4 separate regions of the Homo sapiens genome follow, and all the other regions are linked to region 1. The links are chromatin contacts, found by Hi-C or POLR2A ChIA-PET in ENCODE. All regions are on one chromosome and are shown on one strand. The core of a region is the stretch at or near the end of the contact, and the rest is flanking DNA. Distances in the headings are between cores, read along the strand shown. Region 1 holds the start of NDUFB8 (NADH:ubiquinone oxidoreductase subunit B8). Region 2 holds the start of BTRC (beta-transducin repeat containing E3 ubiquitin protein ligase). Region 3 holds the start of CUTC (cutC copper transporter). Region 4 holds the start of DNMBP (dynamin binding protein).

Region 1 (2,996 bases), core at 198-2,697:
CTCATTGCAACCTCCATCTCCTGTGTTCAAGTGATTCTCTTGCCTCAGCCTCCTGAGTAGCTGGGATTACAAGTGTACACCACCATGCCCAGCTATTTTTGTATTTTTAGTAGAGATGGGTTTTTGCTGTGTTGGCCAGGCTGGTCTTGAACTCCTAACCTCAAGTAATCTTCCCACCTCAGCCTCCCAAAGTGCTGGGATTACAGGCGTGAGCCACCGCACCCGGCCTAAAAGGGTGAATTTATGGTATGTGAATAATATCTTAATAAAAATAAATAAATTAGATCAACTCTGTTTCTTGACCTAAATTGGATCAGGGTTTGCTATTGGTTGAATGCAGATGTTGTGCAATTATTCTGAACATCAACTAGTGATGTCATTTACAAGACAGCAAGTTGCTGTGTAGTCCTTCCCAAAATTTATATATTAAATAGTATATATCCATATTTGTTTACTTTTTATAACTTAAAAAAAAAGAGACGAAGTCTCACTATGTCACCCAGGCTGGTCTCAAACTCCTGGTCTCCAGCCATTCTCCAACCTAGGCCTCCCAAAGTGTTGGGATTACAGGTGTGAGCCACAGCTCCCAGCTTATATGCATTTTTATTGCTCTGATATATACTTGAGAATGTTTATAATAATAGGTTCTGCTCCAAAACAGTGGTCACCTGAAAAGTCACTGGAAATACGTGCATATTTATAATGTGTAAGTTATTCAAATCCCAAGTGAAAACATTCATATGCAAACATAATAATGTCTCCAATTCTTCTGTTGAGTTAGTTTGTTCATTATGGGCCGGTTTGTAATTTGTTTTATCCAAGTCCTACCAACTCTGAGGCTTTAAGCTGTCTCTGGAGAGCTGCCTCTGGTGATAAGTTTAATTTTACATTTGTTGGGTTGAGGTGACTGAGACATGCAGATGGAAACACGGACTGAAACTAAGGAGCCAATTCAGGGCCGAATTGTGTGTTGCACTGGCGTCTAAGTGAAGATCAACCCATTTGGAGAACAGAACAACAAGCAAGACCAACAGGTGAATTTGAAGAATGATCATGTTTGGGGATGGAAGGAAGTGCCCGTGAAGGAGAGGAAAGCAAGCAGCCAGAGAAGAGAGTAAGACAGGCTCATTTCACTAGTACAGCTCCTGGGGGAGGTGGTTAAGCTGTCTACCTGAGTTGCTCAGGTTCCGAGTTCCCATCATCCCTGGATGGGTCTAAGTCAGCTCAGGGAGAAAAAGGACACAACATTCTGAAATGTCAGAGACCTGCCTGGTTTTCCCTTCTTCCCGCTTATCCTTCCCAGCCTCTATCCAACCCTTGGCTTCCCAACTGCGTATTTAAACCCCGCCCCTGTTGAACCCTTCGGCTTTTCTTCACTCCCGGCTTCCTCCGTCACGTTTGGCCCGGCTCAGCCGCCGTGACAGGCCTTTGCGCATGTGCAGAAGGGAAACGTGAAGAAGGTGAAGATGGCGGTGGCCAGGGCCGGGGTCTTGGGAGTCCAGTGGCTGCAAAGGGCATCCCGGAACGTGATGCCGCTGGGCGCACGGACAGGTCCGCGAGAACGGGCGAGACCTCAGTGTGGGAAGGGGGTACCTGAAATTTGGTGTATCGGGAGGGGGGATCGTAGATGCCGCGGCGGCAGCCTCCGGGTAGGGAGTGGAGGTGGCGTTGATATATCCAGAAAATGGGGTGGAGGATCGCACTGATCCTGCGAAGTCCCGGGCTCGGACCTCTGCAGCCCCTGCGACTTGAAGCCTTCGGAGCGGCTGGAGAGCGGGCTCGCTTCTGACCTGTTCTCTTCTGCGTTCTAGCCTCCCACATGACCAAGGACATGTTCCCGGGGCCCTATCCTAGGACCCCAGAAGAACGGGCCGCCGCCGCCAAGAAGTATAATATGCGTGTGGAAGACTACGAACCTTACCCGGATGATGGCATGGGGTGAGACAGAGAGGGTATGCTCGCACCCAAGTAGTGATGGGAGAAGGCCGGCTGGGTTGGGTGGCTTGACTGTGACCCTTTTTCCCGAACCTTCTCGTGACCCCTCAGAGTCAATGGAGTGGGTGCTTTTCTCTGTGGAGGGAGGTGGGAGGGGGGTGGGTGAGCAGCTGCAGCTGAGAGGACTTCAATTTTCTCCTTGGCTCAGGCTGTTTCCTCAAATGAGGAAGCCGAGGTTTTAATGGCTCCCTCGAGGACCCCCGAATAGCAGGAGCCTTCCTTGGCTCTATCCAGAGCGTCGAGTTTCATTTAGATTGAGCATCTGCTGCGCTCAGGTGCTGTCATCCAGGCATGTGACCAGGCTGGAGCTGGACTCCTGTCATGAGAATCTTATTTGTAAACGGAGTACTCTATATTTGTGTGTATGTCTCTTTAAAAAAAATGTTTTTCTGTTAGTGCTGTGGAAATCGTAGCAACTATTAAGCAGATTAAACAGCCAGCCCCCTTACGTACTCCAGTTGATGTTATCCTATCCCTTCCACACTCTTCCGTATCCATACCCACATAACATCCCAATGGTTAATTATCTGAAGTGATTATCATCGCCTTTATTTCCTGTCCTAATGTCACTCTTTCAATCTTGGTTTCAGCAACTTCTATTCTTCTTGTTATACACTCATTTTCTGTAGCATATGTCTAGTTGTCATCATTTCCTGTTTTTTCTTATGTTGTGGACAAGAGCAGCCTTGTTCGAAGCCAGTGTCAGATGAACCTGGATTTGTTGGGGAAAACCCAGCTTAGCAAGAGGTCCCATGAGGTGTTTGAGACGCAGAGATGAATGCCAACTGGGTGGTCAAGAACACAGTTATTACGAGAAGAGTGCTTTTCTAATCTGTACCCTTTTTGTTTTTATTCCAATTAGCTGGGTGACTTTGGATTCAGACTCTAAACTTTAATTTTTCATTTTCTATCTAATGAGGGAATCAGAGTACAGTCATATGTCACTTAACAACAGGGATACATTCTGAGAAATGGGTTGTTAGGTTATCTCCTCATTGTAT
Region 2 (2,996 bases), core at 138-2,637, 820 kb before region 1:
GTTAAGCTTAAAATCTATGCATTCCATCATTCTTTAGTTGTAACCACAAAGTCTGGTTTTACACCTAGGAAATACAAAAAGCATCAGATTAAAAGCATCAAATATCAGACTATACGAGTTTGCCAAAGATAAGCACAGCAAAAAGAAAAGCGTGATACAAAGTTAAAGAAATATGTTCCAAGGGGTTTAAGCACACCCACAAAATCCAATCTTTGCTCACACTGTGCTTCAACCTAAAACTGACGGGTAACCACAAATCCTGACTTATCCCTGACTTACTTCCCTCTACCAACCTCCACCCTTTTTATCTCCTAAATTTCTCAACTGATCTCATCACTTCTTATGGGTCTTTGCAACTCTCATCTCCACGGCCTTTCCTTTCCCAGAAAATGATACAAAGCACCTGGCCTCCACATTTTACCGTCCCACAATTTACCTTTAAATTTTGTTTTGCTTACCCTATTAGATACTCATTTTGCCCCAATCTCCTGTACCCATGTTTCCCTGACAATCTGCTCTTACTTTTCATCACCTTGTCCTTATTACAGTATTTAGCTTCTCCTTTCAAAGTAGCGTTATGTACCCCTCCCTGACATTTGTAATTCTAGCTTACAGTCAACACCCTTTTCCCCTCCCAGGGACTGTCATTATAGCCCTAGGTCCTCATTCCCAGTCCTTATCTTCTTTAGTGAGGCCTCTTCCCTTCCAGAGTTTGTCAACAGTAGTTTGGCCAAGCTGGGATTCCACCCTCAAGGCAAAGGCTATCCTCCCTCCTCATTCTACAAAACTATAAGCCTCTCACCAGCCCTAGCGTTCCCTCCTCCACCCTTAAATCCATCTGCATCCAGCCCTGCCCGTTCCCCTCTACCCACCGTATCTGTCTTCACTCTATCCCGCGCTCCCTTCCCCAGTCGTGAATGCACCTCCTCTCCCGGGCCTTACCGGTAACCCTGACACCAGGAAGGCCCCGCCAGCGGCCTCACGGCGTTTCTCCAGAGAGCTTCCTCCGCTTTTCAGTAACAGTCCCCACGCCCCTTTCCCTCCAGGGCCCCGCGCGCCGCCTGGAGCCCCCTCCTCGATTAAGCTCCCGCTGTCACTTGGCCTCTCATCCACAAGATGGCGGAGCCGCTGCCCCCACCCCTGGGTCCGCTCCGCAACCCCCAGCCTCCTTTCTGGAGCTCCCATCCCATCCCTCCAGCCGCTCCGCCGCCAGCCTCGGCCCAGGGTCCCGCTGCCCGGTCCCGCAGTGGGCGGGCGGCCCAGGCCAGCGACGCCGCCAACGCCAGCGCCTCCACCGTTCCCCGGCCTCCACCGTCTCCTCACCATAAACTTGAGTGCCTTCTCTTGCAGCACCGCCTCGGCCGGGTCCATAATCGCCGAGGCCACTGGGTCCGCTCTCCGCCGGGGCCGCCCCTTTGGTGCCAGGCCGCAGCCAACGCAGCGCCCGGATCCCGCCTCCTCTTCCTTCCCCCCGCCCTCTCTTACCTCTCAGGCGCAGGCTGAGGGGCCAAGGAGAATCGGCTTCTCCGTGCGCAGGCGAAAGCCCACTGGCTCACGGGATTTGTAGTTCTGGAACTTCCCCCAGGAAAAAAACTGAGGCTACGCCGTGAACCGCAACTCCCACAGTTCACTGCGGCAGCGTTGCGGTTGCCCACAAGCCAGATTTAGATAAGTTGCCATTACGCAGAGGAAATCGGCTGATGGGAATTGTAGTTTACAGCCTCTAAGGATGAGAAACGGGAGGGGCACGGGTGTCTCCGTGGTTACCGAGCGACGCCAGTAGCGGCTTGCCTGGCATTTGATATCAAGATGGCGGCCAATGCCTCACTTGTAGCCCAAATACTAAGAAAAACTGTGGCAAGAATCACGGGTCCTAGGACCTGCCTAACTGTGGTTTTAGGAAGCTGAACGTCCCCAAATTTCATGTATCTGGCATCTGCAGGTTTGCGACCCAGAGTAGCTGGGCCAATGGGCACCTGGCAGCAGCTCACAGACAAATGCGGAATTTCAAGGTCCTCCTAAGCCATCGCCACCCACACTTCTCCCGAGGAATCTTTTCTCCCCCACAGCAAGTCAGGGCCGAATAGAACTCGGTTCAAGAAATTCTCAGTGTTTAGAGCTCAAAAAGCACATAACTTGCTATTGCTAACTGTGGGATGTAAGCCCTGCACTAAGGGTCAAACAGGTACTTAACAAAAGTCCTTCAACGGTGGAATATAATGGCCTCCAGCAAATAAAGCATATAAATATTTTCTTTGGCCTGAAAAGGTACAATATGGGTTTATTTTGGAAATTGGGTCTACCTTAGGAGGAGAAAACTCTAGGGTTTGGTTAAAAGTGATTTAGGTTGTTTTAAGCTGCTATGTTTGTGATAATTGGTTATACAGCCTAAAAAACTGACACACACCCAAATGCCCCTCAGCAGGTGGTTGTATGAACAAATTGTAGCATATTCCATATGTAGCACAGTGGAATATTACTTAGCAATGAAAAAGAACAGTATAACAACAACAACAACAACAAAAGTGATTTAGGGCCAGGCGCGGTGACTGACGCTTGTAATCCCAGCACTGTGGGAGGCTAAGGCGGGTGGATCACCTGAGGTCAGGAGTTCGAGACGAGCCTGGCCAACATGGAGAAACCCCCGTCTCTACTAAAAATACAAAAATTAGTCGGGCCTGGTGGCACGCGCCTGTAATTCAAGCTACTCGGCAGGCTGAGGCATGAGAATTGCTTGAACCCGGGAGGCGGAAGTTGCAGTGAGCCGAGATCACGCTACTGCACTCCAGGCTGGGCAACAGAACGAGACTCTGTCTAAAAAAAAAAAAAAAAAAAAGTGAGTTAGATTGTGACAGCCTTGTACAAAATATCTGAATTTATAAAATAAATGAACTAGGAAAATACTTTTTGACTTATAGGAAAAAATCTCCATTTTAAACTATCTTATTCACTCAGTCATCCAACAAATGGTAAGCATATAACCGTGTGCAGACATC
Region 3 (2,996 bases), core at 223-2,722, 800 kb after region 1:
CTTAATAATTCTAACACTTTATTTGACTTTTTCACTTTAATTCTCTCACAAGTGAGAGGCGTTTTCTTTTTTGAGGCAGAGTCTCACTCTGTCACCCAAGATGGAGTGCATTGGCGCGATCTCGGCTTACTGCAACCTCCGTGAAGAGGCGTTTTCAAGAGGCTACTTGACATGTTAGACTGAATGAAGCAGCGGGCATGAGAATCCAGCTGTCTTCCATTAAGATATACTGAAGAAACTTGCAAAAATATATTTCCACTCTTTTGCTTTTTTTGTTGTTGTTGTTTAGGAATATTTCTTTTTCAAAAAAATATTATGTCAATATGTAATGGGTTTACTATGGTTATTTTCTAATCAATATTTTAAAATTTTGTTTTAATTTTATTTTTATTTTTTTGAGACGGAGTCTCGCTCTGTCGCCCAGGGTGGAGTGCAGTGGCGCGATCTCGGCTTACTGCAACCTCCGCCTCCCGGGTTCAAGTGATTCTCCTGCCTCAGCCTCCCGAGTAACTGGTATTACAGGCGCCTGCCACCATGCCCAGCTAATTTTTGTATTTTTAGTAGAGACGGGGTTTCACCATGCTGGCCAGGCTGGTCTCGAACTCCTGAGCTCAGATGATCTGTCCCCCTCGGCCTCCCAAAAAAAAATTTGTTTTAATTTCTAATACAGTCAAAATAGATAGATGTAATCCACATAAAGAAAAAATCTTTGAGGATTCTTGATAACTTTTAGGAAGGTTCCTCTTCACGGAGGAAGAGGGACTTGCCAAATTCTCTGGCACCTGCCATGCCATGCTACCCTGGCACTCAGGAAGAACTCGGGTCTTGGAGCAGCCACAAGCTCGGCCACTTGGTAGCTGCGTGACTTTGGGGACCAAGCCCCGTCCCCGCCGTGGCAGCTACAGGTAACTGCAGGTTAGGAACTGGGCTCCGCGCTCGACAATTAACTATCCCAGCGGAGTACTGGCTGCTGGTGCGGGCGGTACTGGCATCCTCGTGTGGCGACGGAAAAAACGTGAAGCTGAAGTTAACCAACTTGCACAAGGTCGCAGGGCCGTTATGAGGGGACCCCGGGACTCGAACCTTGGCTCCACAGCTGAGCCATTCTCGCTACCTGCCCCTCGTCACGCCCTCCGTTTCCACACCTTTAACGCCTCAAAGATAGAAGGTGCCGCCCAAGGGGCTGGAAGGAGCTGAGGAAACGACTCCAGAAGAAATCACCACTGACTACGACTCCCGCCGGCCCGCCCCGGGGAGCCTTCGGCCGACCGTCCCCTCCCCCGCCACCTTCCGCACCGGCCTTCCCGGACGGTATCCGCGCTCGTTTTCGCTCAGAGGAGGCCCCCTGCCTTTTCATGCTCCACGCGTTCCTCCCTCGTGCGCCTGCAGTTTCCACTTGGAATTTGGGCTCCGGCGCGCACCAGCTAAGAAGCGCGTCAACAGCTGCGCGCGCCCGTGCGCGCGTCCCCGACACCTACGCCCCAGCAGCCCCCGCGAAAGCGGAGTCGCAACGCAGGCGCACTTCTGTTCGCTCCGGTCCCCAGAGAAGGCGGGGCTCCCGCTGCCCGACCCGGAAGTGCTTCTCTTTTCCTTGGCGGAGGAGGGAGACCACAGAGCCCTGGGTTGTGGAAGAGGTGGCTGTTCCCTGTCATCAGTATGCAGCGATTGCTCTTTCCGCCGTTGAGGGCCTTGAAGGGGAGGCAGTATCTGCCGCTCCTGGCTCCTAGGGCAGCGCCTAGAGCACAGGTACCGCACTGCAGCGGACTCCGAGTCGCGGGAGCGGGGATGGAGTGAAAGGGCCGGGATAAAGATAATGTAGAGCCCCACATCACGTTTCCGGAGCTCCTTACAGTGCACTCACAACGCATAGGTTCAGATCAGAGCCCCTAGGTTCAGATCTGGAACATTGACCTGCTGTGTGGTATTGGCCAAGTTAATTAAACTTTCTGTTCTTCAGTTTCCTTATCTGTAAAATGGGGATAACAATACCTACTTTAAGGTTTGTTATGAGGATTACATTCTTTAATATACATCAGGCCTTTAGCACATGGTAAAAGCTGAGTAATTTTTACCCATATAGTTTATTTTTGCTTAAAAAGTTCCAAGTAGTCAGATGAGGAAGTATTACTGCATCCTACAGAGAAGGAAATTGAGGCTTAAAGTTACTTTTCTAAAGGTGACTCAGTTAATCAGAAATAGGAAACCGAGCATGGATCTTTGGACTCACAGGGATATAGTAAGAAGAGGGCATGCATTTGCTTAACTAGTAATTATTGAGTGGTTATTATATATTAGGAACTGGAAAAAGAAAGATAAATATTACAAGACTCCTGCCCTGGAGGAAGTCAGTTTATTCATTTGCGAAATCCTTATCATGGTCTCATTATATAAAGGAACAGTGTTAGAAACAAAGCTAGCAGAAGGGAGAGAGCAAGACTGACCGGACACTGCCACCCCAAAGCTCATAGTTTAGTGGGAGATACAAACAGATGAACCTGAAGGTAGAGTGATGTGCTGCATAACAACATTTTGGTCAACAACAGGCCACAGATACAGTCATGGTCCCATAAGATTATAATGGAGCTGCCTTTCCAAGTGTACCTTTTTTTTAAAAAAAAATCTTTTTCTCTAAATTTCTTTTTTAGAGACAGCGTTTTACTTTGTCACCCAGGCTGGAGTGCTGTGGCATGATTATAACTCACTGCAGCCTCCAGCTTGGAAATCCTGGCCTCAAGCATCCTCTTACCTCAGTCACTTAAGTAGCTAAGACTACAAGTGTGTGCCACTGTGCCTAATTTTTGAAAAAATAGAGATAGGGGGTCTCGCTACATTGCCCAGGCTGGTCTCGAACTACTGGCCTCAAGTGATCCTCTCACCTTGGCCTCCCAAAGCCTTGGGATTATAGGCTTGAGCCGTTGCACCTGGCCCCATTTTTAAATCTTTTATACCATATTTTTACTGTAATTTTTCTATGTTTAGATAAACAAATACCATTG
Region 4 (2,996 bases), core at 142-2,641, 520 kb after region 1:
AAAAAACAGTATGGTGGCTTCTCAAAAAATTAAACACAGAATTACCACATGATCCAGCAATTCTTCTGGATATATACCCAAAAGAATTGAAAGTAGGGACTCAGATATTTGTACACCCATGTTCATTGCAGCATTATTCACCATAGCCTAAAGGTACAAACAACCCAAATGTCCACAGAAAGATGGGATAAACCAAAGATGTTATATACGTACAATTGAGTATTATTCAGCCTTCAAAAGGAAGGATATTCTAACGCATGCTACAACATGGGTGAGCCTTGAAGACATTATGCTAGGTGAAAGAAGCCACTCACAAAAGGACAATATTGTATGATCCCACTTATATGAGGTATCCAGAGTAATCATAGAGACAGAAAGTAGAATGATGGTTACCAGGGGCTGGAGAATGAGGAGTTAGTGTTTAATGGGTACAGTTTCAGTTTGGGAAGATGAAAAAGTTCTGGAGCTGGATGGTGGTGATGGTTGCAGAACAATGTCAATGTACTTAATGCCACTGAACTGTACACTTAAAAAGGATTAAAATGGTAAATTTCATGTGATATATATTTAACCACAAGTTTTTAAAAAGCAAAGGGAAGGAGAAACATATACAGCATGGGATGAGATTTGTGAAATATTTATTTTTGTTGTGCATGCACAGTCATAGACTCGCCGCCTTCTTCAGAATCCTCTAGGTAGATTCCAGAAACGTGAGGCGCAGCAATTCCAGCAACATAGCCAAGCTGTGTAACTTCGTGGTCTTTAAACAAACAACGGGAATACTGCGGGGATTCAGAAACTGAGTCGGAGGAGGAGTTCTGACAGCCCTGCCCAGTTCTTGCTTCTGTCATTTCTTGCTCTCAAATTCTCAAAGATGTCCTGAGAGACTTTCCTCAGAAAAAAATGGGACAGATAGAGGCGAACCCCAGCGAGTATTGTGTGGCATAATAAGGGAAACTGCCTCGGGGTAGCAAAGAGGACAGCATCACACGCAGACAGGAATCGACTTGGACTTCTCTGAATGGAATTTTGACTTTTTTCTAGGTTGGAGGGTGGTGTCGGGAGTGGGGGAACAGCAAGAGTGGAGGAACTTGTCCGCAGCCGGGGCTGCACGTAGGACTGCGTGAGGCCGAGGCCCGACGAGCCGTGTCGGCGCGCTGCGGCGGGGGCGGGCCCCCGTGCCTCAGTTTCCCCGGTGGCCGTTCTGGGAGCGACGCCCCTCTGACGTCGCGAGGCGAGCAGGGCCGGGCCGGCCGCCAGGGGGCGCGAGCGCGGGGCGGGCGCCGGAGAGGTGGGCGCGCGGGCAGCGGAGCTTGGCGCCCCCGGGGCCGCGCGGACCGCGCCGGCAGAGGCGGAAGCCTGAGCGGGAGGCGGGGCGGCGCGCTGACTCACACGGGATCGACCCGCCCGCCGCTTCCAGGGGCGGAGGTGACAGCGGGCTGGGGACTGGCGGCTGCAACTGCCTGCCGCGCCGAGGGACCGCCGGGCGGCGGAAAGCAGGTCAGAGGCCGGGCCAGGCCGGAGCCGGGCGGGGGCCGGGCGGGGAGCGGGGGTCGCGGTCCGGGGCCGCGGGCGGAGGGGACCCGCACCCCGAGAGACGCGCCGCGCCGCGCCGCGCGGCTAGGCCTGTATCGGCCCTTTCCCAGCGGCGGCGCTGTGCTGCGCTCTGTGGGCCAGGAGCCCGCGAGGGACAGTGGGGCGCAGCGGGCCCCCTCGCACTCCTGTAGTCCCCGGGAGTTGGAGGGGTGGTCAGAGCAATGCGAACGTGGGCTTTTCAAGCGGTGTCAAGCCCAGGGCTCTTTCTCTGCACCGCCCTGCCACTCCGGCAATGAGGCGGAATTTTGAGAGCTGGAAAAAGAATTCTGCGTTAGTCCACCCCGCTGATTTTACAGATGTTCGGAGCCTTACGGCATAGGAGGCCGTGATTCTGTGTCAGGGAGACAGGGACAGATGGCTTCCGAAGCAAGGGTTAGACCTGTTCAGCTGGAGATGCAGCTTTGGTCATGGTGGAGTTTTGCAGAAACCCGCGGACACCCGCGTTCCTGCTGCAGGCACAGATGTCCACCGGGCATCTGTGTCTCAAAGGGTGGTGATGCTGTCACTTTAGTAAAGGAATATTGAGGTTACCAAACAGGCCGGGGCCTGATGCAGATGAGGAGTATAGACTTAAATTTTAAGTGCAAAAACAACTTTAAATGCAGTCTCATTATTACTGCCTGTCTCATTTGTACTGTAATGAAGGGTGAATATTTTTGGCACTCACTTATTCTGGAATATGGGTAACTTGCCTTTAGGTCTGTTTTATAGTAATTCTTTTACACAAACATGAAGATCTTGTATTAAAACACTTTCATAACTAATGATGCTGTAGTATGTGGCAGGCGAGTGGTAACGCTAATATTTAGGGTTTGAGCATAGTCTAGCTCTGCTTGTTTACATAGCTGAGTTAAACGGATGAGCAGGACTGATTAATCTGTAGTAGTTTTTGCAAGACTGAAGTACCTGACAGCATTCGGGGATCATTTCTCAGTTGGTGTTCCGTTTATTACTTTCACAGCATGAATACCGACACGGTGATCAGCAAGTTAGTTTATCCTCTACCCATTTTTCTCTAAAATATTGAATTAAAGGATCTCTAAGGTCCTCTTCTGTCTCGAGTTCTCCGATTTTACATGTTAACTTGAAACACGTCACTCATTGTGATAATAAAAATGTTTTAAGAAGAAAAGATTTTTAGAATTCTGCATAATGGGGCATAGCGAATCTTCAAATTCATTATTCTCAGCTCTCTCAGTCACTTTATCAGGGTTGGGCTAAAATAAGTGAAAAGTGACTTTTCAAATTGCAGATACTTACGTGTTAAATTCACTTAAATTCAGAGGCTGCAATGGAGTGATTTCTGGAGGGTGGAGAGTAGCTCAAGTCTGGCTTGGGAACGGGGTTCGTGCAGTGCACTGATAACTTTTGCAATAAGCCAAGAACAGTCTGACTCAGAG

Evidence for each region. Hi-C counts contacts between places; a loop is a spot of excess contacts on that map. ChIA-PET counts read pairs that join two places held with the same protein, here RNA polymerase II (POLR2A). Pooled maps may share reads with other maps.
Region 2: a loop to region 1 is called in a map of CD4-positive, alpha-beta T cell, with 5 times the contacts of the local background. The contact joins the promoter of BTRC here to the promoter of NDUFB8 in region 1. A Hi-C loop is called at or near these places in 5 of 168 maps with a recorded cell type or tissue (B cell, CD4-positive, alpha-beta T cell, CD8-positive, alpha-beta T cell and 1 more), 3 of 37 single-sample maps with no recorded cell type and 12 of 50 pooled maps. POLR2A ChIA-PET finds 5 or more read pairs at or near these places in 1 of 52 experiments (PC-9).
Region 3: a map of CD4-positive, alpha-beta T cell shows a loop between it and region 1 (12-fold over the local background). The contact joins the promoter of CUTC here to the promoter of NDUFB8 in region 1. A Hi-C loop is called at or near these places in 5 of 168 maps with a recorded cell type or tissue (CD4-positive, alpha-beta T cell, CD4-positive, alpha-beta memory T cell, CD8-positive, alpha-beta T cell and 1 more), 2 of 37 single-sample maps with no recorded cell type and 15 of 50 pooled maps. POLR2A ChIA-PET finds 5 or more read pairs at or near these places in 3 of 52 experiments (Caco-2, activated B cell and activated T-cell).
Region 4: a pooled map shows a loop between it and region 1 (5-fold over the local background). The contact joins the promoter of DNMBP here to the promoter of NDUFB8 in region 1. A Hi-C loop is called at or near these places in 2 of 168 maps with a recorded cell type or tissue (CD8-positive, alpha-beta T cell and gastrocnemius medialis) and 10 of 50 pooled maps. POLR2A ChIA-PET finds 5 or more read pairs at or near these places in 3 of 52 experiments (A549, B cell and CD8-positive, alpha-beta memory T cell).

The regions. Positions count from the first base shown.
Region 1 is chr10:100,528,322-100,531,317 of GRCh38, reverse strand. NDUFB8 (NADH:ubiquinone oxidoreductase subunit B8) reads left to right here and starts at 1,447. Exons shown (of 5, transcript NM_005004.4): 1 at 1,447-1,551; 2 at 1,812-1,938. The coding sequence starts at 1,467. RefSeq lists enhancers at 975-1,024, 1,158-1,740, 2,583-2,752.
Region 2 is chr10:101,352,556-101,355,551 of GRCh38, reverse strand. BTRC (beta-transducin repeat containing E3 ubiquitin protein ligase) reads right to left here and starts at 1,387. Exons shown (of 15, transcript NM_033637.4): 1 at 1,324-1,387. The coding sequence starts at 1,371. RefSeq lists a silencer at 1,164-1,343.
Region 3 is chr10:99,730,710-99,733,705 of GRCh38, reverse strand. It overlaps CUTC (cutC copper transporter), which reads right to left and starts at 1,472. Exons shown (of 9, transcript NM_015960.3): 1 at 1,297-1,472. The coding sequence starts at 1,357. COX15 (cytochrome c oxidase assembly factor COX15) reads left to right here and starts at 1,579. Exons shown (of 9, transcript NM_078470.6): 1 at 1,579-1,746. The coding sequence starts at 1,657. RefSeq lists an enhancer at 1,658-1,877.
Region 4 is chr10:100,008,342-100,011,337 of GRCh38, reverse strand. DNMBP (dynamin binding protein) reads left to right here and starts at 1,391. Exons shown (of 17, transcript NM_015221.4): 1 at 1,391-1,500. RefSeq lists a silencer at 1,099-1,618.